2 separate regions of the Homo sapiens genome follow, and region 1 is linked to region 2. Evidence: chromatin loops called from intact Hi-C (ENCODE). Cell type or tissue: breast epithelium. All regions are shown on one strand. Links, peaks and the distances in the headings refer to the core of each region. The heading gives the core; the rest is flanking DNA. Region 1 has its middle 41 kb from the start of CPOX. Region 2 has its middle 35 kb from the start of ST3GAL6-AS1.

Region 1 (15,285 bases), core at 5,055-9,054, 64 kb after region 2:
TATTAGATTAACATCAGAATTCTCAGCAGAAACCCTGCAAGACAGAAGGGATTAGGGTCCTATCTTTAGCATCCTCAAACAAAATAACTGTCAGCAAGAATTTTGTATCCAGCAAAACTAAGCTTCATAAATAATGGGGAGAAAAAGTCTTTTTCAGACAAACAAATGCTGAGAGAATTCACCACCACCAAGCCAGCACTACAAGAAATGCTAAAAGGAGCTGGGCATGGTGGCTCATGCCTGTAATCCCAGCACTCTGGGATGCCAAGGCAGGTGGATCATTTGAGGCCAGAAGTTTGAGACCAACCTGGCCAAAATGGTGAAACCCTGTCTCTACTAAAGATACATAAATTAGCTGGGTGTGGTGGCAGGCATCTGTAATTCCAGCTACTCGAGAGGCTGAGGCAAGAGAATTGTTTGAGCCCAGGAGGCAAAGGTTGCAGTGAGCTGAGATCATGCCCCTGCACTCTAGCCTGGGCAACAGACTGTGACTGTCTCCAAAAAAACAAACAAACAAAGAATGCTAAAAGGAGTTCTAAATCTTGAAACAAAACTTCAAAATACACCAAAATAGAATCTCCTTAAAACGTAAATCTCACAGGGCCTATAAAACAATGACACAAAGAAAAAACTGAAGGTATTCAGGCAACAACTATGGCAATGAACAAAACAGTATCTCACATCTCAGTGCTAACGTTACATGTAAATTGCCTAAGTGCTCCACTTAAAAGATACAGAATGGCAGAATGGATAAAAATCCAACAGTATCTGCTGTCTTCGAAAGACTCACCTAATGCATAAGGACTCATATAAACTTAAGGTAAAGGGATGGAAAAAGATATTCCACACAAATGGAAACCAAATGTGAGCAGGAGTAGCTATTTTTATATCAGACAAAACTGATTGTAAAGCAATAACAGTTAAAAAAGACAAACAGTAACATTATATAATGATGAAAGGATCAGTCCCACAGGAAAATATCACAATTCTAAATATATATGCACTGAACACTGGAGCTCCCAAATTTATAAAACAATTATTACTAGGCATAAGAAATGACATAGATGGCAACACAATAATTGTGGGGGACTTCTCAGTACTTCACTGATGGCACTAGACAGATCACCAAGACAGAAAGTCAACAAAGAAACAATGGACTTAAACTATACCCTAGAACAAACGGACTTAACAGACACTTACAGAACATTCAACTGCACAACTGCACAATATACATCCTTTTCATCAACACATAGAACAATCTTTAAGACACACCATATGATAGGCCACAAAACAAGTCTCAATAAATTTAAGAAAATTAAAATTATATCAAGTACTCTTTCATACCACAGTAGAATAAAATTGGAAATTAAGTCCAAAAGGAACTCTTAAAACTATACAAATACATGGAAATTAAATAGTCTGTTCCTGAATGACCTTTGGGTCAACAACGAAGTCAAGATGGAAATTTAAAACATTTTTGAAATGAATGATAATAGTGACACAACTTATTAAACTCTCTGGGACATGGAAAGAGCTCTGCAAGAGAAAGTTCATAGCATTAAATGCCTATATCAGAAAGCCTGAAAGAACACAAATAGACAACTTAAGGTCACACCTCAAGGTCTAGAGAAAAAAGAACAAACTCAAACCCAGCAGAAGAAAAGAAAGAAGAAAGATCAGAACAGAAATAAATGAAATTAAATAAAAAAGAGAAAAATGAAACAAAAATGTGATTCTTTGAAAAGAAAAACAAAATTGATAGGCCATTACTGCGATTAACCAAGAAAAGAAGAGAGAAGATCCAAATAAACTCAATTAGAAACAAAATGGTAAAATTACAATCGATACCACAGAAATACAAAAGGTAATTCAAGGCTACCATGAATACCTTTATGCACAAAAACTAGAAAGTCTAGAGGAGATGGATAAATTCCTAAAAATATACAACCCTTCTAGATTAAATTGGAAGAAACAGAAACTCTGAATATACCAATAACAAGTAAAGTGATTGAAACAGTAATTTAAAAATTGCCAACAAAAAAAGTCCAGGAACAGATAGAGTCACAGCTGAATTCTATCAGGCATTCAAAGAAGAATTGGTACAAGTCCTACTGAAGCTATTCCAAAAGATAGGGAAAGGAGGAACCCTTCCTAAATCATTCTGTGAAGCCGGTATCACCCTAATACCAAAACCAGAAAAGGACATAACAAAAAAGGAAAACTACAGACCAATATCCCTGATAAACATAGATGCAAAAATCCTCAACAAAATACTAGCTAACCAAATCCAACAGAATATCAAAAAGATAATACATCATGATCAAGTGGATTTCATACCAGGGATGCAGGGATAATTTCATATATGCAAGTCAATAAATGTGATACCTCACATAAACAGAATTAAAAACAAAAATAATATGATCATCTCAATAGATTAAAAAAAAGCATTTGACAAAATCTAGCATGCTTTATGATTAAAACCCTCAGCAAATTTGGCCTAGAAGGGACATACCTCAAGGTAATAAAAGCCATTTATTACAAACCCACAGCCAACATTATACTGAATGGGAAAAGTTGAAAGCATTCTCCTGAGAACTGGAACAAGACAAGGATGCCCACTTTCACCACTTCTACTCAACATAGTACTGGAAGTCCTAGCCAGAGCAATCAGACAAGAGAAAGAAAGAAAAGGCATCCAAATCAATAAAGAGGAAGTCAAACTGTCACTCTTTGCCAATGATAAATCATATACCTAGAAAACCCTAAAGACTCATCCAAAAAGCTCCTACATCTGACAGGAATTAAGTAGTTTCAGGATACAAAATCAATGTAGACAAATAAATGGCACTGCTATACACCAACAATGACTGAGCTAAGAATCAGATCAAGAACTCAACCCCTTTCATGACAGCTGCAAAAAGAAAAAAAAAAAAAAAAACTTGGGCATACACCTAACCAAAGAGGTAAAAGATCTCTACAAGGAAAACTACAAAACACTGCTGAAAGAAATTATCTATGACACAAACAAATGGAAACACATCCCATGCTCATGGATGGGTAGAATCAATGTTGTAAAAATGACCATACTGCCAAAAGCAATCTACAAATTCAATGCAATTCCATCAAAATATAATTCTCCACAAAACTAGAAAAAACAATCCTAAAATTCATGTGAAACCAAAAAAGATCCCCCCATAGCCAAAGTAAGACAAAGCAAAAAGAACAAATTCGGAGGCATCACATTACCTGATTTCAAACTATAGTACAAGGCTATAGTTACCAAAACAGCATGGTAGTGGTATAAAAATAGGCACATAAACCAATGGGACAGAATAGAGAACCCAGAAGTAAAGCCAAATATTTATAGCAACTGATCTTCAACAAAGCAAAGAAAACATAAAGTGGGGAAAGGACACCCCATTCGACAAATGGTGCTGGGGCAATTGACAAGCCATATGTAGAAGAATGAGGCTGGATCCTCATCTCTCACTTTATACAAAAATCAACTCAAGATGGATCAAAGACTTAAATATAAGACCTGAAACCATAAAAATTCTAGAAGATAACATTGAAAAAACCCTTCTAGACATTAGCTTAGGGAAAGAGTTCATGACCAGGAACCGAAAAGCAAATGTAACAAAAACAAGGATAAATAGATGTGGCCTATTAATAATTAAGCTAAATTATAGAAAAGATAAAGATAAATAGACAGGACCTATTAATAATTAAACTAAAAACTTCTTCACCGAAAAAAGAAATAATCAGTAGAGTAAACAGACAACCAACAGAGTGGGAGAAAATACTTGCAAACTATGCATCTGACAAAGGACTAATATCCAGAATCTACAAGGAACTGAAAGAAATTAGCAAGAAAAAAACAAATAATACCATTAAAAAGTGGGCAAAGGACACAAATCGACAGTTCTCAAAAGAAGATATACAAATGGCCAACAAACATATGAAAAAATGCTCAACAACACTAATTATCGGGGAAATGCAAATCAAAACTACAATGCAATGTCACCTTACTCTTGCAGAATGACCATAGTTTAAAAATAAAAAAAAAATAGTTGTTACTGTGGATGTGGTAAAAAAAAAAAGAACATTTTTACACTACTGGATTTAATGTAAACCAGTACAACTACTTTGAAAAACAATATGGAAATGTCTTAAAGAACTGAAAGTAGAACTACCATTTGATCTAGCAATCCCACTACTGAGTATCTACCCAGAGGAAAAGTGTGTGTGTGTGTGTGTGTGTATGTGTGTGTGTGTGTGTGTTTATGTATGTGTGTGTGTGTATGTATATGTGTGTGTATATACACATATATATATATAAAATAAAATATGACTCAGCCATTCTCAGCAACTTGGTTGGAGTTGGAGACCATTAATTTAAGTGAAGTAACTCAGGAATGAAAAATCAAACATTGTATGTTCTCACTTATAAGCAGGAGATAAGCTGTGAAGATGCAAAGGCATAAGAATGATATAATGGACTTTGGGGATTCAGGGGGAAGGGTGGGAGTGGGGTGAGGGATAAAAGACTACACATTGGGTGCAGCGTACACTACTCGGGTAATGAGTACACCAAAATCTCAGAAATTATCACTAAAGAACTTATTCATGCAACGAACTACCATCTGTTCTCCCCAAACTATTGAAATAATAATAATAATAATAACCTTATAAATTATGCTAGGTTACCTTTTCTTGAGTCAATTTGACAACTTGTATATTGTTTATTATTGTTATTATGTTATTTTATTCAAGTTTTAATATTTTAATGGCATAATTATTTATAATTTCATCTTAACATTGAAAAAATCTGCTATATTCGTAATGTCCCTTTTTTCTTCTGGGATTACAGGCAACCGCCACCACACCTGGCTAATTTTTTGTATTTTTAGCAGAGACAGGGTTTCACCATGTTGGCCAGGCTGGTCTCGAACTCCTGACCTCGTAATCCACCCGCCTCGGCCTCACAAAGTGCTGGGATTATAGGTGTGAGCCACTGCACCCAGCCCATGTTGTTCAGTTTCTATCCATTTGTACAGTTTCCAAAGTTCCACTTGTTATTGATTTCTAGTTTATTTCCACTGTGGTCTGAGAAGATGCTTATTACGACTTCATTTTATTGATATGATATCTAACAAATTTTTAAAAATTTGTTGAGACTTGTTTTTATAGATGTAACTTATGTCCTGTCCTAATGTTGCATGGGCTGATGAGAAGAATGTGTATTCTGCAGCTATTGGATAAAACGTTGTGTAGATGCTTGTTAGTTCCATTTGGTCTAAGTGCAGTTTAAAACTAATGTTCCTTTGTTGCTTTTCTGTCTAGACGATCTGTCTAAGGCTGAGAGTAGGGGGTTAAATTTCCCAACTAGTATTGTATTGGAATCTATCTCTCCCTTGCAATCTAACTTTCTATGTATATCTGGGTGCTCCAGTGTTGGGTGCATACATGTTTAGAATTGTTATATCCTCTTGCCGAATTGATACCTTTATCATTATATAATGACCTTCTTTGCATCTCTTTGCTGTTTTTGACTTAAAGTGTGCTGTATTTAATATAAGTATGTTTACTCCTGCTTGCTTTTGGTTTCCGCTTGTAGGGAATGTCTTTTTCCATCTCTTTATTTTCTATCTATCTGTGCCTTTACACGTGAAGTGAATTTCTTGTAGGCAGCATATAGTTGGGTAATTGAAAAAAATAATTCACTCAGCCAGTCTATATCTTTTAAGTGGAACATTTAATTTATTTGCATCTAAGATTATTGATATGTGAGGACTTATTCCTGTCATTTTGCTAATTGTTTACTGGTTTTGTATATCAGTTGTTCCTTTCTTTCTCTTATTGACTATCCTTGCAGTTTGATGATTTTCTGAAGTGGTAACATTTGAGTCCTTTCCCTCATTTGTGTGTTTGCTCTATCAGTGAGTTTCTTATAGGGTGGTATAATAGTGATGAATTCTGTTTTTGCCTCCTGAGAAAGATTTCTCCTTCATTTATGAAGAATACCTTTGCTGGATACAGTGTTTTTGGCTATTTCTTTCAATGCTTTGAATATATAACCCAACTTTCTCTTGGCCTTTAAAGTTTCTGCTGAGAGAGGAGTCCAGCTCAAATTTGTCTCCTTGTTCTGGCTTTCAGGCAGTAATTTTATTAGAAAAGTCTTAGGAGGTAGATTCTGGGATTAGTAGGTGACTGATGGAAGAAAAGGCAAGGTGTAGAAAGTTCTAAGGCATGCACAGTTATCTCCTCATGCTACCTCATGGATTGCATGTGCAAATTCAGGTGTAGTTAGTATGAAACACATAGTGGATCGCTTCTTGGCCTTTTGGCTAAGATCAAGTGAAACACACAGTGGAAATTCAGAAGGTGAGGTCAGCAAGCTCATTCTATGCAAACTCCAGTTAACCATATTGGTTCCAACCAATTTCAGCCAGTTTTTGAAATCTCACAAGTGGATGGAGTTTCAGTGTTTCAGCAAGTTATTTCTTATCTGCCCTCCTGCAAACTCAAGTATTTGTTAGTTATTTGTTTCTTACTCTTTGAGGTACAGCTTCAGTTTCAATTATTCAGCAAGTTGTTTTATATCTGCTATCCCATAAGCCCAAGAATTTAATCATTAAAAAAAAAAAACTGTTGGAACAGTTTCAAGTTCTGACCAGTTTATGCAACTTAATCATGTCAAGATATAGAACATTACCATCACCGCAGAGAGGTCACTCATACCCCTTCTTAGCCAATCCTTGCCTCCCCAAGATAGCCATTGTTCTGACATTTTCCTTTACAGAAGTATTTTATATGTTCTAGAATTTCATGTAAATGGAACTCTAAAGTATGTACTTGTTAGTATAAAATTCTTTCAGTATGTTTTTTATATTCTTCCATGTTGTATCTGTAGTTGACTCCTTTTTATTACTGAGTAGTATCCTATTGATATGGTTTGGCTATGTGCCCACCCAAATCTCAGCTTGAATTGTAGCACCCATGGTCCCTACGTGTCATGGGAGGGACCTGGTGGGAGGTAATTGAATCATGGGGGGGGCGGGTTTTTCTTGTACTTTTCTTGTGATAGTCAATCAGTTTCATGAGATTTGATGGTTTTATAACCTAACACATGCTCTCTTGACTACCGCCATGTAAGACATGCCTTTGTTCCTCCTTTGCCTTCCACCATGATTGTGAGGCTTCTCTAGACTTGTGGAAATGTGAGTCCTTTAAACCTCTTTTTCTTTATAAATTACCCACTCTTTTTTTTTTTTTTTTGAGACAGAGTCTTGCTCTGTCACTCAGGCTGGAATGCAGTGGCATGATCTCGGCTCACTGCAACCTCCACCTCCTGGGTTCAAGCGATTCTTGTGCCTTAGCCTCCCAAGTAGTTGGGATTACAAGTGTCCACCACCACACCTGGCTAATTTTTGAATTTTTCGTAGAGATGAGGTTTCACCATGTTGGCTAGGCTGGTCTCAAACTCTTGGCCTCAGGTGATCTGGCCACCTCGGCCTCCCAAAATGCTGGGATTACAGGCATGAGCCACCATGCCCATCCCTTTGGGTATTTTTTCGTAGCTCTATGAATATGGACTAATACACTTATTATACAAATATACTACAATTTGTTTATCCATTCTCCTATTGATAGGCTATTTCCATTTTTTAGTTATTATAAAGCTACTGAACACTCTATGCAAATCATTTTGTGAACACATACTTCCATTTTTCTTGTATGATATATAGGAGATGGCTCCTGGTTCATGAAGTATTAATAGGTATATGCTTAGTTTTACAAGAAAGTGTCATAACTTTTTCCAAAGTCGTTATATAATTTTACATTTTCACCAACAATGTGTGAAAGCTTCAGGTGCTTTACCAAGTTGCCAACATATGGTGTTGGCAGTCATTTTAAATGTAGTCATTCTGATGAATATGTAGAGGTATCTCATTGTGGTTTGGGTTTGCATTTTCCCATAGCTAATGATGTTAAGTTTTCTGTGTGTCTCCACGTTTTTTCCTCATGATTGAGGTTTATTAATTCTTTAGCATTAATTTGTCTAGGTCCTCAAAATTCTGTTGGGATTATGACCAAAATTGCTTTAGTTCTATTGATTTTGGACATATCATCTTCATAATACTTAATCTGTCTTTGTTCTATTATATAAAGCTTTCATCTCCTCTAGGAAACGTTTTACTTATATAGGTTCCCAACTGGATTTGTTAGGCTTATTCATATGTATTCTTATTTGTGGATATTATACGAGTTTTTAAAAACTGTTTTCTCCTTTTATTGTTGTTACATATGGAAGGTTTGTTTGTAGCTGTTTATCCTATATCCAGCAACTTTATTAAACTTTCCTGTAAGTTGTAATAGTTTCTCAGTTCTAGTTGTGTTAAATAAATCAGTCTTTTTGCAAACAAATATATCTATAATGCAAATTTTCTATTGCATTATCTAGAATAGTGATTCTCAAGAGTAGTTCCCAAAAGTGGATTTTACGTTTCAAGAGACATTTGGCAACATCTGGAGACTTTTTTTGGTTGTCACACTGGGGGAGGAACTATCTGGTAGGTAAAGGCCAGGGATACTAGTAAACATCTTACAATACACCTGACATCCCCCCACAGCAAAGAGTCATCTGGCTCAAATTGTCAGTAGTGCTGAGGTTGAGAAACTCTGCTTGAGAACTTCCAGAAAACATTCAATAGTATTAGAATAAAGCAATGTTGTTTTACTCCTGATTTTAATGTGAATGTCTAATATTCATTAATAAGTATAAAATTAGATATAAATTAGTGTGGTCATAATAAGTATACAAGTGAGACATTTATTCAAGAGTACTTTGTAAACTAGTAATTATTCAATGGTGACAGAAGCTCACCATGGCACTAATTCTCAGGAAAGTTGCAGAAAGGTGTGAAGAGGGAGGTGAAAATGTTAATTACATGGCTGACTTTCACCTGGAGACATGCCTTTGCTACTAGAATTACTAAGGCATAAGAATTATACAAGATTGGTTAATATCAGCCAGGCTACTTTGGGCCTGCAGGTAGAGGAAACCCATGATATTGATAGTGAATGTCTTCTGTAGGTTGCAAGCTTCTATAAGCTTTCTTAATTGTTGTATATCTAAATAGTCCTATTCTTCCCTTACTTGTTATGATTCACCCAACTTACCAGCATGTAAAGAAGTTTTCCATTTGCTTTTTGCTGCTAGTATTAAGAAAGCTCCTATTAATTTGTCAGTTTTACATTCTTTGTAAGTAATATCTTTTATGGAGAGCTTTCTCGTTGTTGATGCTCTAAAATTATACTACAGTGAGTTTAATATTTTGTCAGTTTCTCTTTCTTGCTGAAGCTTCAATTAGATGTTTTTGTTAGAACTCCATTTTATAACATTTTAAATACCATTTTTAAATTCTTTTGGCTGACAATTTCTGAGATTACTTCTAGGTCACTTGTTTGTTTAGCTGTGTTTATTTGAATATTCAGTCCATTTGTTAACTTGATTTTTTCCAAGATATCTAATAGGTCCATTCTTAGAACCACTTGTTTCTGTTTCAAACAAGATACTCATTTCTGTCTAAAGATATTCAATCTTTTAAGATTCTGCCTCTGTAATCCCAGCACTTTGGATGGCCAAGGAGGGTAGATCACCTGAGGTCAGGATTTTGAGACCAGACTGGCTAACATGGTGAAACCCTGTCTCTATTAAAAATACAAAATTAGCTGGGTGTGGTGGTGCTCACTTCTAATCCCAGCTACTCGGGAGGTTGAGGCAGGAGAATCGCTTGAACCTGGGACGCAGAGGTTGCAGTGAGCCGGGATCGCGCCATTGTACTCCAGTGTGGGTGACAGAGTGAAACTTTGTCTCCCCCAAAAAAAGATTCTGCCTCAATTCTAGTGATGTGTTTTCTTATTGGAAATGCTTCTGTTATGTATTGGCTTTCCTCAAGTTTAAGTAGAAGCACTATTTATTACTAACAGAATACAAAATTTGAGCATGTGCTGTTCTAGACACTTCATATTCATTAATGTACTTATCCTTTTGTTAACTTTATAAAGTACTATTAACCCCATGTGATGGTTAATACTGAGTGCCAACTTGATTGGACTGAAAGACACAAAGTATTGATCCTGGGTGTGTCTGTGAGGGTGCTGCCAAAGGAAATTAACATTTGAGTCAGTGGGCTGGGAAAGACAGACCTACCCTTAATCTGCGTGGGCACAATGTAATCAGCTGCCAGCTCAGCTAGAATATAAGCAGGCAGAAAAATGTGAAAAGAGAGACTGGCCTAGCCTCCCAGCCTATATCTTTCTCCCATGCTGGATGTTTCCTGCCCCCAAACATCAGACTCCAAGTTCTTCAGTTTTGGAATTCGTACAAAGAGCAAGAAGAGCTCCCCAGCCTGCAGACGGCCTATCATGGGACCTTGTGATTATGTGGGTTAATACTTAATAAACTCCCCTTTATACACATATCTATTCCATTAGTTCTGTCCCTTTAGAGAACCCTGACTAATACAGATTTCGGTACCGAGACTGGGATAGTTCTAGAGGATCAGAATATTAAGGATGAAGTTCTTTCATTGGCTTTGGGTTTCTAGAGTTGGCTTATTAGACCCCAGAATGCTAAGGACTCTACTTCTAACAGTATGGAGAACACTGATAGTCCTCGGCATGAACTGTTTAGAGAGTTATACAAAATAAATGCATTTAACACTCCTGATTTGTTGCTCATGCGAGGCAAGGAGTTCAGTGACTCTATACATAATACCTTTGACTATATGTGGAGAACCAAGGAACATAATGAAGCTGGTTGGTTCCTCCTAAGTTCAGTGGACAAAGTGATTAAAGAAAATGAACTCAGGCATTCTATATCCCTGCTTCAGAAGCCGATACTGAGCCTCAAATCTGCTAAGATTGCCTGAGTGAGAGTCTTATCTCCTGTAGAGAAAGAGTTGAAATTCTGGACAGACAGACACAAGCTCTTATCATGTGAGTGGCTGACCTGCAATAAAAGGTACGTGCACAGCCTTACCAGGTGTCTACTGTTAAAGTGAGGGTATTTATTGGAAAAGAATGGGACCCTGCAGTATGGAATGGGGATGTGTGGGAGGACCCTGATAAAGCTGGGGATACTGAACTTGTAAGCTCTAATGAAACTTTTTTGCCAGAAGAAACAGCTTCCCCATTCCCAGTAGTGGCAACATTGCCTCCCCCACCCATGCTGCCATCAGCCTTTCCACTTTTCTCTGAGGAGATAAACCCTGTGCTGCCTGAGGCAACAGTGGCAGCCTCCCCTGAGGCAGTTGCCAGGCAAGACAGTGTTGATTCTCCTCAGGAGCTACCCCCAACACCCCTGTTTGCTTCTAGACCTATAACTAAAGTCCTGGCCGCCCGTAGAGGTGAAGTTGAGAGTGTGACCCATGAGGAGGTATGCTACACTCAAAAGAACTGCTTGAATTTTCCAATTTATATAAACAAATCTGGAGAACAGGCATGGGAATGGATATTTAGGTATAGGATAATGCTGGAAGGAACATAGAGTTGGATCAGGCTAAATTTATTAATTTGGGCCCACTAAGCAGGGACTCTGCACTTAATGTTGCAGCTCAGGGAGTTAAAAGAGGTTCTAAAGGCTTATTTGCTTTGTTAGCTGAAGTATGGATTAAAAGATGGCCCACTGTGAGTAAGCTGGAAGTGCCTGATCCCCCTTGGGTTAATGTAGAGGAAGGAATGGAAAGGCTTAGGGAGATTAGGATGGTGGAGTGGATTAGTCGCTTTAGACCTACTCATCGCTGCTGGGAGGGTCCAGAAGATATACCCTTGACCAATGCCTTGCAAAATAGGTTTGCGAGAGCAGCACCTGCATCTTTGAAGATCCCTGTAATTGCTCTTTTCTTTATGTCAGATCTAACAGTGGGAACCACAGTCCCTCAACTACAAAATTTAAATACAATGAGAATAATTGGATCCCAAGGTGGCAGGGGGCAGGTGGCAGCACTAAACTGTCAAAGGCAAGGTAGGTGTAGCTACTGTAATGCACAGCAGAGGCAAAGCGGCAATCAGAATAGTCTGATTGTACAGAACTCAGGCATTGGCTAATTAATCACGGTGTTCCTAGAAGTGAAATTGATAGGAAGCTTACTGCATTCCTACTTCATTTATGCAAGCAAAAACCTTCTAGGTTGAATGGACAAAAGACTAATTTGAATTATGAAAACAGAATCACAACCCCTCAATCAATTTCCAGACTTGAGCCAGTTTATGGACCTGGAACCCCTTAAATGAAGGGGAGGCCGGGTGCCCTTGAGGAAGGACCCCACTATATTACTGACAATTTATGGAGTGAATCTTTCTCCCTTCCCTCCCAAGGAGACTTACAGCCTTTTACCAGGGTAACTGTGCATTGGGAAAAGGGAAATGATCAGACATTTTGGAGACTACTGGACACTGGCTCTGAGCTGACATTGATTCCAGGGTACCCAAAATGTCACTGTGGTCTGCCAGTAAAAGTCAGGTAATTAACGGAGTTTTAGCTCAGGTCCAACTTACAGTGGGTCCAGTGGGTCCCCAGACTCATCCTGTGGTCATTTCCCCAGTGCCAGAATGCATAATTGGCATAGACATACTTAGCAGCTGGCAGAACTCCCACATTGGCTCCTTGAATGGTAGGATGAGAGCTATTGTGGTGGGAAAGGCCAAATGGAAGCCATTAGAACTCCTTCTGCCTAGAAAAATAGTAAATCAAAAATAATATCGCATCCCTGGAGGGACTGCGGAGATCAGTGCCACCATCAAGGACTTGAAAGACGCAGGGTGGTGATTCCCATCACATCTCCATTCAACTCTCCCATTTGGCCTGTGCAGAAGACAGATGGATCTTGGCAAATGACAGTGGATTCTTGTAAGCTTAACCATATGGTGACTCCAATTGTAGGTGCTATACCAGATGTCAACTCCAATTTCTTCAGTTTTGGAACTCAGACTGGCTCTCCTTGCTCCTCAGCCTGCAGACAGCCTATTGTGGGACCTTGTGATTGTGTGGGTTAATACTTGATAAACTCCCCTTTATATATACCTATTCCATTAGTTCTGTCCTCTAGAGAACACTGACTAATACACCTCACTTTACAGATGACCAAACTGAGGCAATGAAGAGGTATAAACTCAAGGCCAAGGAGTTAGTAAGTTTTGGAGCCAGCGCACAATCCTATAGAGCCCCTATTTCTTCCTAGAGGGTACTAGTCACATGAGGCCCTGAGAAGCCTGACTCAAGCTTGCATGCTCATTCTTTGCTCCTGAAAGTAATTACCCTAGTAGCTGCTAATTGGCTTACAGTGGAATGGATAGGGGCATCCACACACTTGGCTGCAATGCATTAATTGCCTCTGTGTACCCTCCTGTTGCCTACACCTACCTTGGCTATGAAATGGCACTGCACCATCCTTCACGTGAAAGTCACCCTTTCTAGACCAAGAATTGTTTTCCATCTTAGGTCTGCGTTTAATATGAAGGAACCCCTATTATATTGTATACTTAAAGTACATATACAAATAAGAGGAGAACATTGAGACTTAAGGTTTCACCACTTAATTTCTAGTATATCCACTTGTACTGCTTGCATTTACCAAATCCTGACTCTGGGTGCTAAGGTAAGGTGGGGGCATGGTAGAGGGAAGATTTTTTTTTTAGCCTAACACACCCACTGTCTCAGGAAGCTTTTTATACCAATTCCACATTGCTATTGGAGCACTGGAAGCATTAGTTCTACCAATATTTTTACACATAGTTATAATGCAAAGCAGATTTATTTGCATGCACAGCAAAGAGGATTAGGAAACTAGATAAAAAGGAAAGCAGTCTTCAGGCAAGTGGAACTGACCAAGACTCTTAAGTAGCTGACTCTGAGATCATTATAATGGCAAGACTTGCTGTGCTGCTGCCTTCAGAAGTTAGGTCTCTTCAACTGATGTCTCAGCAGACTCAGCAGACTTTTCAGACAGGCCTTTCTGCTGGAGGGACTCTTCTAATAGCTTCTGATGGTATTCCAGAAAAGCTATGCTTGCTGTCTGTTTATCTATGAACTCCTTTACGAAGTCTATGAGCTATAGAAATAAAACAGGGAAGCACCCACATTGAGGACCATGTCTGCAACAAGAATCTACCTATATTGTAGCCCAGGGACCAGCAGTCCTGGGAGCATGTCAGAAATTCAAAATCTCAGGCTCCACTCCAGATTTACTAAACCAGCCTCTGAATTTTAAGAAAGTCTAGGTGATTCATATGCATATTGAAGATCCAGCAGCACTGATCTAAGATATTCAAGACCTTTAGGTGAATACAAGCACCTACTTTCAATGGGTATGAGTATTAGGTTGTCTTATTAAAAGTACAGGTTACTTTAACAGGCTACTACTGCAATGGTTTTCAATCCTGATTATTTGAATCACATAGAGATTTTGAGTAGCTGCCCAGACCTCATTCCTAAAGATTAAAATTTAAGTGATCTGGCATAAGGTTCGAGCATTTGTACCATTTCAGAGCTCCTCACTGAGTCCAACATGTGTCTGGAGTTGAGAACTATTGTAACTAGGCCCATTTTCTTCACTTTGACTTCCTGAGAAGCTAGGAAGTTAGAAAGAAGTTATCACTTTGAGGTAGAGTGCTTACCAATAACCAGGAAGACCTCAGAGAGGTCTGTATTGTAATAGGTCACCATTAACATCTACTTTTGCAGTAACAGTCTAGAACAGTAGTTCTCAAACTGTGGCCATCAGCCAGCTGTATCACCACCTAGATTTGTTAGAAATACATTCTTGAGACCTATACAAAACCAACCCAATAAACAACTTTTGGGAGTGAGCCCTAGAAGTGTGTTTTAGTAAGCACTCCAAGTGATTCTTGTGCTCAGTAAAGCTTAAGCATTTCTGGTTTAGGATATTTACAAGCCAACAGCAACAGAACAATTGTTTTATTTAATTTTACAGAGTGCATTACTCCTAGGAAGATGTTTTCACCATACACTAAATTTCACTTTTCTTCACCAGGACAGCTATCTGCCCACTCCCGAACTACTCCTAGAAATAAGTTCCCAGACTTCCTTCCAGGGAAAAAAACACATGTTGGGTGATCTATTGCCTTGGTCCCCTTTCTCAGAAGCAAATCATAATCCAGAAGTGAAAGATGACACTGTTTGTCAGAACCAGCTAACTACTTACACCAGTTTCATCATCCTTAGTAGCTGTGATTTTCAGGTCTTGTAGGACATTGGTT
Region 2 (15,285 bases), core at 3,875-7,874:
ATTTGTCTTCTCTTGCAAGCAGGAGAAAGAGAAATTCAGATTCTAGAATTAGAATCCCAAGAACCACTTGTGGGTATGTAAAATATAAGTGTTTGCATTTCAACTAAAGATAATATTTCTATGGACATCACTGGAAGTCAAATGCCATAATAGTTTCTTCATCCTCTAAGCCTTTCTTATGAAAACCAAGAGCTTACTATTCTCCCAGAAAATGTAACACATGGAGCCATTATTAGTCACTAACAACTTAGCGTAAACAACCATCCCAGTTTGACAAAGACTGAAGGAGTTCCCTGGATGTAAAAATTTCAGTGCTAACATTGGGGAAGTCCTAGGAAAACTGATACAAGTTGGCCACCCTAAACTTAGTGTGTAACCCTTTTAGCCTCTGACCTATATGGTCCAGTCCATGCATACAGTCTCATCCATAGAAGCTCAGACCAAATATCTATTTAGTAAGAAAAATGGAATTATGTTCTAATTTTTGTGCTTTTGAAAATGTATTAAAGTTGATTCTTTACCAACCCCCTGGCAACAACCCGTTTACCTTTTTCCTTCTTCCCCAATTATCTTACCTCCACTTTATTCTAGCACCTTTCATTTGCCCTCAATTTCCAAAATCCTCTTATCTGCTTATTTTGAAGGTTAGCTTAACTTCATTCCTTTCTCCTCCACCTCCCAGGTTTCACCTTCACTGCTAACATTCAACATGAATGTATGAAACTGATTTGACAGGGACAGGAGAAAACACTTCTTGGGTCAATGGACGGACTTTTTTTTTTTTTTTTTTTTGAGACAAAGTCTTATTCTTGTCCCCCAGGCTGGAGTGCAATGGCACGATCTCGGCTCACTGCGACATCCACCTCCCGGCTTCAAGCAATTCTCCTGCCTCAGCCTCCCGAGTAGCTGGGATTACAGGCACCTGCCACCATGCCTGGCTAATTTTTGTATTTTAAGTACAGATGGGGTTTCACCATGTTGGCCAGGCTGGTCTCGAACTCCTGACCTCAGGTGATCCGCCCACCTCAGCCTCCCAAAGTCCTGGGATTACAGGCATGAGCCACTGTGCCCAGCCAATGGATGGACATTTTGAGGAGAAAAACCAAGTCATCGGATCATCATTCTCTTCTGTGAGAGAAGGAAAATTCCAGAATTGTAGAATATTACATATGTGATGAGCTCCTTCCCAATAAGAATAGCTGGAAGTGAGGCCAGGCGTAGTTGCTCACACCTGTAATCCCAGCACTTTGGGAGGCCGAGGCAGGCAGATCACCTGAGGTCGGTAGTTCAAGACCAGTCTGGCCAACATGGTGAAACACCGTCTCTACTAAAAAAAAAAAAAAAAAAAAAAAGAAAATTAGCCGGGCGTAGTGGTGCTTGCCTGTAATCCCAGCTACTCGGGAAGCCGAGGTAGGAGAATCACTTGAACCCAGGAGGCGGAGGTTGCGGTGATCCGAGATCGCGCCATTGCACTCCAGCCTGGGTGACAAAAGCGAAACTCTGTCTCAAAAAAAAAAAAAAAAAAAAAAAAAAAAAAAAAGCTGGAAGTGGAAGCAGGGAAATAGGGAAATTAGAACATCATAACAGTTGAGATTTGATGAGATGCAAAGATGGGAAGTAAGATATCCACAGATAAGGTACTGCTTGGAGTAGCTGTGGAGGATACAAGGCTGGCAGTACTCAGTTCCTGAGTCTTTAGCAAGGGGCAGAGGTAAAGAGTAAGAGCACTAAGGCCGGGCGTGGTGGCTCATGCCTGTAATCCCAGCACTTTGAGAGATGGAGGCGGGCAGATCACGAGGTGAAGAGTTTGAGACCAGCCTGGCCAACATGGTGAAACCCCGTCTCTACTAAAAATCCAAAAATTAGCCACGCATGGCGGTGCACGCCTATGATCCCAGCTACTCAGGAGGCTGAGGCAGGAGAATCGCTTGAACCCGGGAGGCAGCAGAGGTTGCAGTGAGCCGAGATCGCGCCACTGCACTCCAGCCTGGGTGACAGAGCGAGACTCCATCTCAACAACAACAACAAAAAAAAGTAGAAAGAGTAAGAACACTAAAAAGGGAAGAAAATTTGCTGTCTCACAGCCCTGGGTGAAGCCAAAATTATGGTCCTCTGGTAACACCCTTATCTTCAGCTCCTTTCCTCACTCAACATTGAGACATTTCAAACATAGCTACCATTTGGCCAACTAAATTGCCTTTTCTTCAGTGATTTGAAGTCAGTACACCTCCCACCACAAAATCTTTAGCCAAAGTTTTCTGAAACACTCAAACTTTGAAAAAAAAATATTAAACTGTAAAGTCACTACTGTGATATCAAAGGTCCATGGACTTAAAAGAAGATCTAACGAGGCCGGGCGCGGTGGCTCATGCCTTTAATTTCAGCACTTTGGGAGGCCGAGGCAGGTGGATCACCTGAGGTCAGGAGTTCAAGACCAGCCTGGCCAACGTGATGAAATCCCGTCTCTACTAAAAATACAAAAAATTAGCCGGGCCTGGTGGTGGACGCCTGTAATCTCAGCTACTCAGGAGGCTGAAGCAGGAGAATTGCTTGAACCCAGGAGGTGGTGGTTGTAGTGAGGCAAGATGGTGCCATTGCACTCCAGCCTGGACAACAAGAGTGAAACTCTGTCTAAAAAAAAAAAAAATGATGTAACGCTTCTCATGTGTAGAAGCAGTAGCACTTTTAGCACTTTTAGAAAAAGTCTCAGAAGGAGTCCTGGATTTTTTTTTTTTTTTTTTGAGATGGAGTGTCACACTTGTTGCCCAGGCTGGAGTACAATGGTGCAGTCTTGGCTCACTGCAACCTCCGCCTCCCAGGTTCAAAGGATTCTCCTGCCTCAGCCCCCTAAGTAGCTGGGATTATAGGAAACTGCCACCACGCCCGGCTAATTTTTGTATTTTTAGTAGAGACGGGGTTTCACTATGTTGGCCAGGCTGGTCACAAACTCCTGACCTCAGGTGACCCACCCACCTCGACCTCCCAAATTGCTGGGGTTACAGGTGTGAGCCACTGTGCCTGGCCTGGATTTTTTTACTCTGTGAACTTCAGTGGTCTGTTCCCCAAATAACCCTCATAATTCATATTTTGAATGTCATAAAATTGAAATTATTTCCTTAACTTACAAAAACCATTTCTTCCATTTGGGGAGCATGATCAAAGCATCTCGAAGATAGGAAGGAACTCATTGCTGGGAGGGGCATCTATTTCTGTTTATAAGATCCTGAATTCCACAGAATGAAGATATTCTCATGCTTCAGGCATAGTGACTCAGCTCTTCCTTTTCCAGTAAATTTAATTGTTAATGAATCTTGCCCTGCCTTTCTCAGAGGCAGATGACACTTTTAATTTCATCAAATCAAATTCAATTAGTAAGAGTGCTTTGAACTCCTGAGTAGGTTGGATATGTTTTTGTGTGCTCCATCTTAACTTTTTTTCTTTTTTTTCTTTTTTTTCGAGACGGCGTCTTGCTCTGTTGCCTAGGCTGGAGTGCAATGGCGCGATCTTGGCTCACTGCAACCTCCGCCTCCCAGGTTCAAGTGATTCTCCTGCCTCAGCCTCCCGAGTAGCTGGAATTACAGTCACGCACCACCATGCACAGCTAATTTTTGTATTTTTAGTAGAGACAGGGTTTCACCATGTTGGCCAGGCGGTCCGAACTCTTGACCTTGTGATCCACCCACCTCGGCCTCCCAAAGTGCCAGGATTACAGGTGTGAGCCACCACACCTGGCCCCATCTTAACATGTATTATAAAAATTATTCTATTTTCTTCATAACCATAATTTCCCCCAACATTTCTGTATTGAAGATATATTATCCCTTTGGGCTCTGTATTACTTTTGTATTGCTGTTGTAACAAATTATCACCAATTTAGTGGCTAGTAACAATGCAAATTTATAATCTTATGGCTCTAAAAGTTGGAAGTCTGGGCTGAAATCAGTGTCAGCAAGTCTGCGTTGCTTCTGGAGGCTGTACTGGGGAATCTGTTTCCTTGCCTTCCCCAGTTTCTAAAGGCCACATGCATTCCTTGGCTCATAGTCTTTTCTTCCATCTTCAAAGTCAGCAGGATAGCATCTTCAAATCTCTCTGACTCTTGACCTTCTTCCTCCCTTTTCCACACTTAAAGAGTCCTTCTGCTTACACTGAGTCCACTGGGTAATCCAGGATAATCTGTTTATCTTAAAGTCAGCTGATTAGCAACCTTAATTTTATCTGCAAACTTAATTCTCCCTCTCCATGTAACCACATATTTGTAGGTTCTGGGAAGTAAGATATGGACATTTTTGGAGACAATTATTCATCTACCAGCTTTATACAGGAAGTGGTCCAACTAGACTTCCGATGTTGATGGAAGCTTTATGTCACCACAACTGGGCTTTACGTCACCAGAATTGAGCATTCATGAAAGCAGAAACTCAGAGTCACTGGGGGTGGGTGGGAAATGGAGGGGTCTGAATGTGTCCTCAGGCAAATGCTGGCTTTGTTTTTTGGTTACTTCTTAGATTTCCCACTTTTACTTTGATTTTTTTGGCTTTTATGGCTACCTCAGTTTCCTTGCCATGCCAGAGCAACATTAAATATGTGTTATACTTCCTTTTTTAAGGCTTAAGTTATTTTTATTGATTGAAACATTTAAGAGAGCAATGTTCCATTGTGCCACAGATTTTACAATTGTTCTTAGAAAATACAAGTTCAGTCTTATCTAATATAATTTACCTCTATTCCCTGCAGTTGTAACATCAAAACTGAAATTCTTACCCGAGTAGCTACTCCTTCCTCAGTCTGCTTCAGACTTGCAAATTTATAGTGGAAGAAAAGGGCACTTTGGCTTCATTTCTTTTCTTTCCCTTCTGCTTCCTCTTGTATTTGCAGCTGTTACTTTGGACTCATCCATTATCAAGTATAATGGGAAGAGAGAGAGAGAAAGCTATTTTCTCTAGATTATTGTCTACATAGAAAATTTTGGCAGAGGCATTGTGTCTCATGCCTGTAATCCCAGCACTGCAGGAGGCTGAGGCGGGAAGACCTATTGGGTCCAGGAGTTTGAGACCAGCCTGGGCAACATAGTGAGGCCCTGTCTCTACAAAAAGTAAAAAAAAAAAAAAAAAAAAAGGAAAGAAGGCCAGGTGTGGTGGCTCACGCCTGTAATCCTAGCACTTTGAGAGGCCGAAGCAGGCAGATCACGAGGTCAGGAGATCGAGACCATCTTGGCTAACACAGTGAAACTCCATCTCTACTAAAAATACAAAAAATTAGCCGGGCGTGGTGACACACACCTGTAGTCCCAGCTACTTCGGAGGCTGAGGCAGGAGAATCGCTTGAACCTGGGAGGCAGAGGTTGCAGTGAGCCAAGATCACACCACTGCACTCCAGCCTGGGTGACAGAGTGAGACTCTGTCTCAAAAAAAAAAAAAAAGAAGGAAAGAAAAAATCCAGGCATGATGGTGCTATTCTTATTAAACTCTCAGCTACTCAAGAGGCTGAGGCAGGAGGATAGCTTGAGCCTGGGAGGTCGAGGCTGCAGTGAGCTGGGATTCTACCACCACTGCACTCCAGCTTGTGTTGCGACAGAGGGATATCGTGTCTCAAAAAAAAAAAAGAAAGGAAGGGAGGGAGGAAAGGAGGGAGGGAGGGGAAAAATTTTTCAGACACCCACAGACAAATTATTACAATTAAGTCATTTGCACTTTGATACACCTGCCACAATCATTTGGAAAAGTAGAATTTTTAAAATCTAATTTAGATTAGCAACAAAATAATATATTTATAAATAAATCTAAAAGATGTATGAAATGTTATTTATGGATAGAAAGAGTCAACATTAAAAATATGCCAGTTCCTCTAAATGTATCTATAGATTTAACACAATTCCAGTGAAAATTTCAACAGGGTATTTTTTGGTTCCACTGTACTTGATAAGCTCATTCAAAATGTATAGAGCTGAAAAAAAAGCCAAGAATAGCCCCAGGACTCTTCTGAAGGAAAAGGTGTGTATGGTGGGGAGAGATTTGCCTCAGCAGATATCAAGCTATATTGAATTTTAGTATCCAACTGGTGTAGACACAGACAAGTAGACAAACCACCCTCTAGCCAACTCATTTGCCTGGAATAACAGTTATGTTTATTTTATAATTTTTAAGTCAACTATTTTGGCTGGGATCAATTGGATGCTTTTCTCAACTGGCTCATTTAGTTCAGAGTGCCTCTGAGCAGGTAAAACTTGCTCTGACAGCTCTGCTCCTGAAGGTTGATCAGCTGTTGGCTGGGTGACAGCGGTGGTTGGGACACACATCTCTTGTCATCCAGCAGGTATTCCCTGTGGGTTTGCAAGGGGCAAACTGTTATGTTTAGAGCCAAAGTGATCTAGGCCTGAAACTATTCCTTCTGCAGATGAGATCCTTGCACCACAGTCTCATCTAATAATGGTTTGGGATCTCATAATCTAAATCAGATCAGATGAGTCTCTTCCGATATTGCTCTTCTAGTTTTAGAAGCCAATGAACTAAAAAGACAAATTATCTGCCCCAACACACGTGATATATAATGATGAAGCAGGGACAGGATTATTTCAATAAACATATTGAAATATCTGTTTAAGTCTTCTTGTATAATTTTTACAACCATTTCTTTGTCCACATGGTCAAATTCAGATTCAAGGAATAGAACAGAATTTACCTCTTCATGGGAGTAGTTGCAAAGTCACATTGTGAATGGATAAGCATACAGGGATAGATAGAATTTGTGGCCACTTTTGCAATTTATCAATAACATCGATTTTTTTTTTTTCTGAGGGGGACAGAGTCTTACTCTGTTGCCCAGGATGGAGTGCAGTGGTGCTGTCTCAGCTCACTGCAACCGCCGCCTCCCGGGTTCAAGAGATTCTCCTGCCCCAGCCTCCCAAGTAGCTGGGATTACAGGCACCCGACACCACGCCCTGCTAATTTTTTTGTATTTTTAGTAGAGACGGGGTTTCACCGTGTTAGCCAGGATGGTCTTGAACTCCTGACCTCGTGATCCGCCCGCCTTGGCCTCCCAAAGTGCTGGGATTACAGGCGTGAGCCACCACGCCCATCCAATAACATGAAATATTTTAAAGTAGTAGTTTAAACATTTATTTTGTGGCGGGGCGCAGTGGCTCACATGTGTAATCTTAGCACTTTAGGAGGCTGAGGCAGGTGGATCATGAGGTCAGGAGTTCGAGACCAGCCTGGTCAACATGGTGAGACCCTGTCTCTACTAGAAATACAAAAATTAGCCAGGCTTGGTGGCAGGTGCCTGTAATTCCAGCTACTCAGGAGGCTGAGGAGGAGAATTGCTTGAACCCGGGAGGAGGAGTTTGCAGTGAGCTGAGACCACGCCACTGCACTCCAGCCTAGGCAACAGAGTGAGACTCTATCTCACGAAAAAATTATTTTGTATATTAGCCACCTATATAACGATAATGTATATAAATAGATATTTCAAATAATATTCTTGGTAATTTTAGTGTTTCTGGCAACAGCTTGTGGCAGGAATAAAAGTGTTAGCCCTGCAGTTTTCTAATTGTTCCCTCGTACATGCATTATTAACACCTTCAATTCTTTGCTGGAATAGATTTTTTAGTCACCTACCCATTTTGTGAGGACTAGTTAGGTTAAAATCAGAGCCAGAATATGTAAATTCACTTAACAAGGCACCTGTGTTCTGCAATATATAGCAAACCAATGAGCAATGGTGCTGTTGCGTTGTCATTGTGTATCTTCTACTTGTCCCTTAGGCCCTTTTCACATTGTACATGACAGGTGATTGGCTGACAATCATAAGGGAAGTGTCAATATATGTTTTTAAAATATTTTAAACTAAAACTACATATAAAGAGAATGCATATATCCTAATACAGCATATTCTACTTGCACCCTAATGGATTGTCTGGTGTACTCTCTAGAGATTGTTTGCACCGGTATTTCGATAATTTCCTCATCATCAAGGCTACCCACAACATTTTGGAAAACTTGCATCACTTTAACTAAGTCATTTGTACATAACTTTTAAGCGGGGTAGTGGGAGGTCTGGTCATTCTCTTTTTGGAAAGCAAAGAAGCCTGTATTATCCAGTCTGCCCTATTTTCAGTTCTGGCTGAGAAAGAATGTAGACCTTCTTCTAAGTCTCAGTAGATAGATGAACTGACAGACAAATAGATAAATTAGATAATTCATAGGCAGAAATGTATCATTTTATTTGATTAACCTGATTTTTGTTTTGTTTGCCCTCAAGCTTTAGGAGAAAGAAATGAATCACAAGAAAAGCTAATAGTCAGAAGTTATTCATGAATCTAAATTCCTGGTTATGTCTGGTGGTCAGTACAGAATTTGACCCAATGCTTTCTATGTGTTTAGCCCTTCAACAGTGATTTCAAATGTTCCTATTCGTAATTCCTAAGGTACTACAAAAATATCACCTTTCCTTTATGAAAAGTTTATATAGAGAGGGGTTATATATGAGATACGTGTGTGTGTACATATATATATATTTATCATATATATGATAGTTAATTTTATGTGTTAACTTGGCTGGGTCATGCTGCTCAGATATGTGATCAAACATTATTCTGGATATTTCTGGATAGGGGAGTATGGATGAAAATAGCATTTAAATTAGTGGACTTTGAGTGCAGCAGCTTGCTCTCCATAATGTGAGTAGACATCATCCAATTACTTCAATAGAACAAAACAATAGTTTCCCCAGAGAAGGGAGAATTTTCCAGAAGATGGCCTTCAGTAGTGAACTGCACCATTAACTCTCCCCTGGTCTCCAGTCTGCTGGCCCAACCTGCAGATTTTGGATTTGCCAACCTCCATATTCATGTGAGCCAATTCCTCTATCTATCTATCTATCTATCTATCTATCTATCTATCTATCTATCATCTATCTATCTATCTATCTATCTACATATATATACATGCACATACACATCATGTTGCTTCTGTTTATATATAATTTGTATATAAACATACATATGAAATTTATAAGAAAAGGAAGTAGATGAGTTTAAAGAGAGGTTTACAGCAATGCATTGTCATAGAAAGGAATTTCTGGCCTAATAGAATTTGCCATTCTTTAATTATACTAAATAAAGATTCTCCTGTGCTTGCTCAGAATTCACCAGTGCTTACGAAATTCTGGTTTGGGGACACTCATTTAGGTTTTGAGTCCAACTGCTCGTTAGAATCCTGGTTCTGCCATTTTCTGGCACTGTGACCTTGGGTAAATGACTTCATTTCTCTCACCCCATTTTTCTCATCTACAAAATGAGGCCGTTTATACCTACCCTATGCCTAGGACAGTTGTGAGGACTGAATCAGCTAATTATGAGATGTTTTCAATAGTATCTGGCATGAAAAACATGAAAGTTCTTTAACTCTCTTCTTTAATTTTGAGTGAGCTTATTTGGTTTCTGTCCAGAGGATACTTGTTGTCTTTTTGCCACACTTAGTACTTTGATTCTTGAAAGGAAAAGTATCATAACCCCTTAGGTTGTGGCAAAAGAATTATCCAGAGATATATGGAAAAAATGGTTTTTATAGAGACAATAAATAACATCCTGAATTTGTATTAGGTGGCCAAAGAGGAAGATGACTCATGAATCATATGAAAATTCTTTCAGAAATGCAAATATTTCTCATCTACTGTTTTAAAGGTCTGGTATGTTCTCTTTTTCACCTCATAGAATTTAAATCTCCTGAGGGTCAAAGGGTTTCAAAGAGGAATTTGCATTAAAAAAAATTATTCCTGATATTTGATAGAATTTCTGCTTCTTTGGTAAGTGGGAGTAGAAGGGAGCTGGGAAATTCTTATTTCATACATTTCTGATGGAATCTTATTGACTGAGTAAGCAGGGGGAAATTTTTATGTAAAATACTTTTATAATCATCATGATAGGCACAAGTTAGGAGCAAAGTGTTATAGATTTATAAGAGGATTGGAAGGAGAGATTAATTCTATGTGGATTTTTTTTTTTTCATTCTGTCACCCAGGCTGGAGTGCAGTGGCGAGATCTTGGCTCACTGCAACCTCTGCCTCAGGGTTCAAGTGATTCTCCTGCCTCGTCCTCCTGAGTAACCGGGATTACAGAATTACAGGCCTGCGCCACCACACCTGGCTAATTTTTGTATTTTTAGTAGAGATGGGTTTCACCATGCTGTCCAGGCTGGTCTTGAACTCCTGACCTCAGGTGATCCACCCACCTTGGCCTCCCAAAGTGCTGGGATTACAGGCATGAGCCACAGTGCCCGGCCTCTAACATGGATTTTTAGAGTATTTTTTTTGAGAGAGTTTGGGGATTCATTCAGTCCTCACAACTGTCCTAGGCATAGGGTAGGTATAAATGGCCTCATTTTGTAGATGAGAAAAATGGGGTGAGAGAGATGAAGTCATTTACCCAAGGTCACAGTGCCAGAAAATGGCAGAACCAGGATTCTAACGAGCAGTTGGACTCAAAACCTAAATGAGTGTCCCCAAACCAGTATTTCATAAGCACTGGTGAATTCTGAGCAAGCACAGGAGAATCCTTATTTAGTATAATTAAAGAATGGCATATTCTATTAGGCCAGAAATTCCTTTCCATGACAATGCATTGCTGTAAACCTCTCTTTAAACTCATCTACTTCCTTTTCTTATAAATTTCATATGTATGTTTATATACAAATTATATATAAACAGAAGCAACATGATGTGTATGTGCATGTATATGTATGTAGATAGATAGATGATAGATAGATGATAGATAGATAGATAGATAGAGAGATAGATAAATAGATAGATAGAGGAATTGGCTCACATGAATATGGAGGTTGGAAAATCCAAAATCTGCAGGTTGGGCCAGCAGGCTGGAGATCAGGGGAGAGTTAATGGTGCAGTTCACTACTGAAGGCCTTCTCCTGGAAAATTCTCCCTTCTCTAGGGAAACTATTGTTCTGTTCTATTGAAGTAACTGGATGAGGTCTACTCACATTATGGAGAGCAAGCTGCTGCACTCAAAGTCCACTAATTTAAATGCTATTTTCATCCATACCCCCCTACCCAGAAATATCCAGAATAATGTTTGATCACATATCTGAGCAGTGTGACCTAGCCAAGTTAACACATAAAATTAACTATCATATATATATGATAAATATATATATATGTACACACACACATATCTCATAGAGTAGGTTTGTGTATCACTTTTTGTGTACACCATTTGTGTACACCCTTTTTTGTGTACACCATTTGTGTATCACTTATCTGTGACCTGGAAGCTGTCTCCCCGCTTCCAGTCTTCCTGCCTTTGCTTCAAGTTGTCCCGCCTTTCCAGACGGAACCAATGTACTTCTTACATATATTGATTAATGTTTCCTGTCTCCCTAAATGTATAAAAGCAAGCTGTGCCCTGACCATCTTGGGCACCTGTCATTAGGACTTCCTGAGGATGTGTTATAGGCTTGTCCTCAATCTTGGCAAAATCAACTTTCTAAATAAACTGAGACCTGTCTCAGATTTTCTGGGTTCACAACTTGTTAAAAAACAAACAAACAAACAAACAAAAAATGCTATATTCTTTTGGCTGATGGGTTAAAGAGAGGGGAAAGGGAATGGATATTTCTACTCAGTCACTCCTTGCCTTTCACTTGATGGACATCCTTTCTCTTAAATCTTAAGAACCTTCTGAGGTAGACATCATAACCTTCATTTTGGTGATGAAGCAACTGAGTGATATTGAAAGAAGTTGACCAGCTTGTCCAATGTCACTCTGCTAAGACACGTGGGAGCCAGTATGAAAACCAGATCTGTAGGTCTTCAAAGTCTGTTCTTTTAAAATAAACTGTGTAAATTTATATGCTCCAAGTGTGGGGTTTAAGACAGGAGAAAGATGATAAGTAAATGAAGATGGGGTAAATAAATCTTATATATTATTAACAAGGTGCCAAGAGTGAGCACATTAGCAACCTAGAATGAAGAAAAGGTAAAACACCACTTTCTTAGTCACAAAAATCAAACTAAAGTAAATTTATGAATTCCCCTCTCCTTCCCAGAGGGTTGTTTCAGGATGGGACAAAGAAATGTCATGAAGCTTAATCCAAAATATTACTTTGGTCTGGCCAGACAGACTGGGGAGAACTTTCTTGTTCACTGACCCTAGGACAGCTTCAGATAGCTATAGCAGAGGGCAAAAAAAGGAGGCTGAGAAGCTTGGTGAGTGTTTCCTGTTCTCTCAGGAAACACTGATTTCCCATCTGCCAGACTGTCGGCACTTTTCACTGACTGGCCTCACAAGGAAAGCTCCCAACATCACTTCCCATTTGGCTCTGCTGTGTTGAGTCCAGAGGGAACCTGTTTATGTCACCTTTCTCCCAGAACCACCCATGCCATAGTCAGGAATGACATGGGGAGAAGAGGAAGCCAGAGATGGGGCTGGTCTTCGACATGAGGGGTATATTGGTAAAGCCCTTTGGAGCATGTCCTGGAAGCGGGTAGGCAAATAAGTGAGACTGGGCCTAAAGAGCCTGAAACTGTTTGTTAGGAGAATTTGAAATCAAGTGTCCAAGTCCCTGGGTGGAGAGCAGAGAAAAATGTGTCCTCAGAGAAGAGAAACCATAGTGATGTAATCCGTGACAACCTGCAGTGGTGCAATCAGTGACAGCAGTTTGGCTTAGTCTCTGCTAGTCCTGTTGGCAGGACAGAAACATTTGCCCTGTGCTGTTTCCCAGTCTGTTCTAGAATTTATTCTGTCACAGCAAAATTGACAATAGTGACAGCACTGTCTGTCCCCTTCCCTTGCCCTATGTATACAGTTCTTTCTTCCTTCTTTCACTGCTTCCCTCCTTATTTTTCCTTTTTTATCCATGTATTCCATTTAACTGCTAACACCTATAGACACTGTATAGCTTTTTTGTTTGTTTGTTTTGAGACAGAGTCTTGCTCTGTCACCCAGGCTGGAGTGCAGTGGCGTGATCTCGGCTCACTGCAACCTCTGCCTTCTGGGTTCAAGTGATTCTCCTGCCTCAGCCCCCCGGGTAGCGAGGTCTATAGGAATGCACCACCACGCCTACTTTTTGCATTTTTATGGAGACAGGGTTTTGCCATGTTGACCAGGGTGGTCTCAAATTCTTGACCTCAAGTGATCCACCCGCCTTGGCCTCCCAAAGTGCTGGGATTAAAGGTGTTAGCCACCACACCCGGCCTCTGTATAGCCTTCTTGATGCCTTTAGAACAAAAAAAAAAATGTCTGATTGTCACCTATTTGAGGATACAGACCAAACCTACCACAAGAAGTACCACAATCAAATATATATACACACATATATATGCATTTACATATATTTCACAGAATTTTCTATTGGCTAGTGAAATTTATTGTGCTATAGGAGAGTCAAATCAGGAGCTTTTTATATGGGTGCCATGAGAAATTGAACTTAATCTAACCTTACTGAGGACTGTTGACAAATGTGACTAATTGTATGTGCTAGATAGTGTTGGACAACTGTAGGAAGTGCTGACAAAGACTTATGAAGAACAAAATGCCAGTAAGCCTGATCAAGAGGTGTGGAAAACAGGATGTCAGAGTAAGCTCAACATAGCTACTGATGCAAACTGAATAATTGCTTACCGTCTACTGAAAGTGCAATGATGAACTGTAGGTTATAAATAGATCTGAATATCCATCATAGCTTTGTAGCCATTTGCTGACTTCTTATAAGAATTCAGGTTTTTTTTGTGTTTTTTTTTTTTCAATAACAAGCTTAGCTAATTCTATGTTTTTGTTTTGTTTTGTTTTGTTTTGTTTGAGACGGAGTCTCGCTCTGTCGCCCAGGCTGGAGTGCAGTGGCGCGATCTCGGCTCACTGCAAGTTCCGCCTCCCAGGTTCACTCCATTCTCCTGCCTCAGCCTCCCGAGTAGCTGGGACTACAGGCGTCCGCCACCACGCCCAGCTAATTTTTTGTATTTTTAGTAGAGACGGGTTTCACCGTGTTAGCCAGGATGGTCTCGATCTCCTGACCTCGTGATCCGCCCGCCTCGACCTCTCAAAGTGCTGGGATTGCAGGCGTGAGCCACCGTGCCTGGCCAACAAATTCTATGTTTATTAGTTATGAATTTGCCTATTCCTTTGGGCTTTGATTTCTCCCTACCCAACCCACCCGCCCCCAGTGTTAAATAAATATCATTATGACTGCTGGTTTGGAAATGGGCTCAAATTCCCTGTTCTGCAACTAGCGGAAATATCAGATAAGTTTTAAGCTCTCTGAGTTTCAGTTTTCTCATTTGTAAAATCAGAATGATAATAGCTACCTTGCAAGATTGTTTTAAGGATTAGAGGTGTTTGTGTAAAACCTCTAGTATATATTTCTTAATACTCAGGTATTCCATAAATGAAAGGAACGCTGTTTATTATGTTAAGTCAACTACAGTTTTTGGTTTTTTAAGACAGAGTCTCACCCTGTTGCCCAGGCTAGAGTGCAATGATGTGATCATAGCTCATTGAAACCTCAAACTCCTGGGCTCAAACTATTCTCCTGTGCCTCAGCCTCCCAGATAGCTGGGACTGCAGGCATGAGTCACCATGCTAGCCTAATTTTATTTTTAGTAGAGACCAGGTCTCTCTATGTTGCTCAAGCTGGTAACTGCCGGACTCAAGTGATCCTCCTGCCTTGACCACCAAAATGCTAGGATTACAGGCATGAGCCACTGGGCCTGTCCAATTATAGGGTGTGTGGTTTGTTTTTCTCTTTGTTTCTTTCTTTTCTTTTTTTTTTCCTGTTGTTGTTGTTGTTGTTGTTGTGGTTTTTTGAAATGGAGTCTTACTCTGTAGACCAGGCTGAAATGCAGTGGCACGATACTGGCTTACTGCAACATCTGCCTCCCGGGTTCAAGCGATTCTCATGCCTCAGCCTCCTGAGTAGCTGGAATTACAGGCACCTGCCACGATGCACAGCTAATTTTTGTATTTTTTAGTAGAGACGGGGTTTCGCCATGTTGGTCCGGCTGGTCTTGGACTACTGACCTCAGGTGATCCACCCGCCTCGGACTCCCAAAGTGCTGGGATTACTGGCATGAGCCACTGTGCCCGACCTTTCTTTCTTTTTCTTTTTTTTTTTTTTTTTTTTGGTATGGAATATGTATCACCATTTAAAATGAAAGTTGAGGCCGGGCGTGGTGGCTCATGCCCACAAATAAATAAATAAATAAATATTTAAAAAAATACCTGGGCATGGTGGCACACACCTGTAATCTCAGCTACTCAGAAGGCTGAGGCAGGAGAATCGC

What was found. Hi-C counts contacts between places; a loop is a spot of excess contacts. Peaks named below come from ENCODE experiments on the same cell type or tissue, not always from the same donor. Only the 100,000 strongest peaks of a DNase experiment are listed, where the experiment ranks them.
Region 1: it touches region 2 in a loop (27-fold over the local background); 1 of 110 quality-filtered maps calls a loop at or near these places.

What each region holds. Positions count from the first base shown.
Region 1 is chr3:98,627,114-98,642,398 of GRCh38, reverse strand. No RefSeq gene overlaps it. Among named protein-coding and RNA genes, the nearest start is that of CPOX, 41 kb to the right of the region's middle. In breast epithelium, for the core only: no CTCF peak of the experiment used is centred there; no DNase peak of the experiment used is centred there.
Region 2 is chr3:98,690,354-98,705,638 of GRCh38, reverse strand. No RefSeq gene overlaps it. Among named protein-coding and RNA genes, the nearest start is that of ST3GAL6-AS1, 35 kb to the left of the region's middle. In breast epithelium, for the core only: no CTCF peak of the experiment used is centred there; a DNase peak (open chromatin) is centred at 6,268.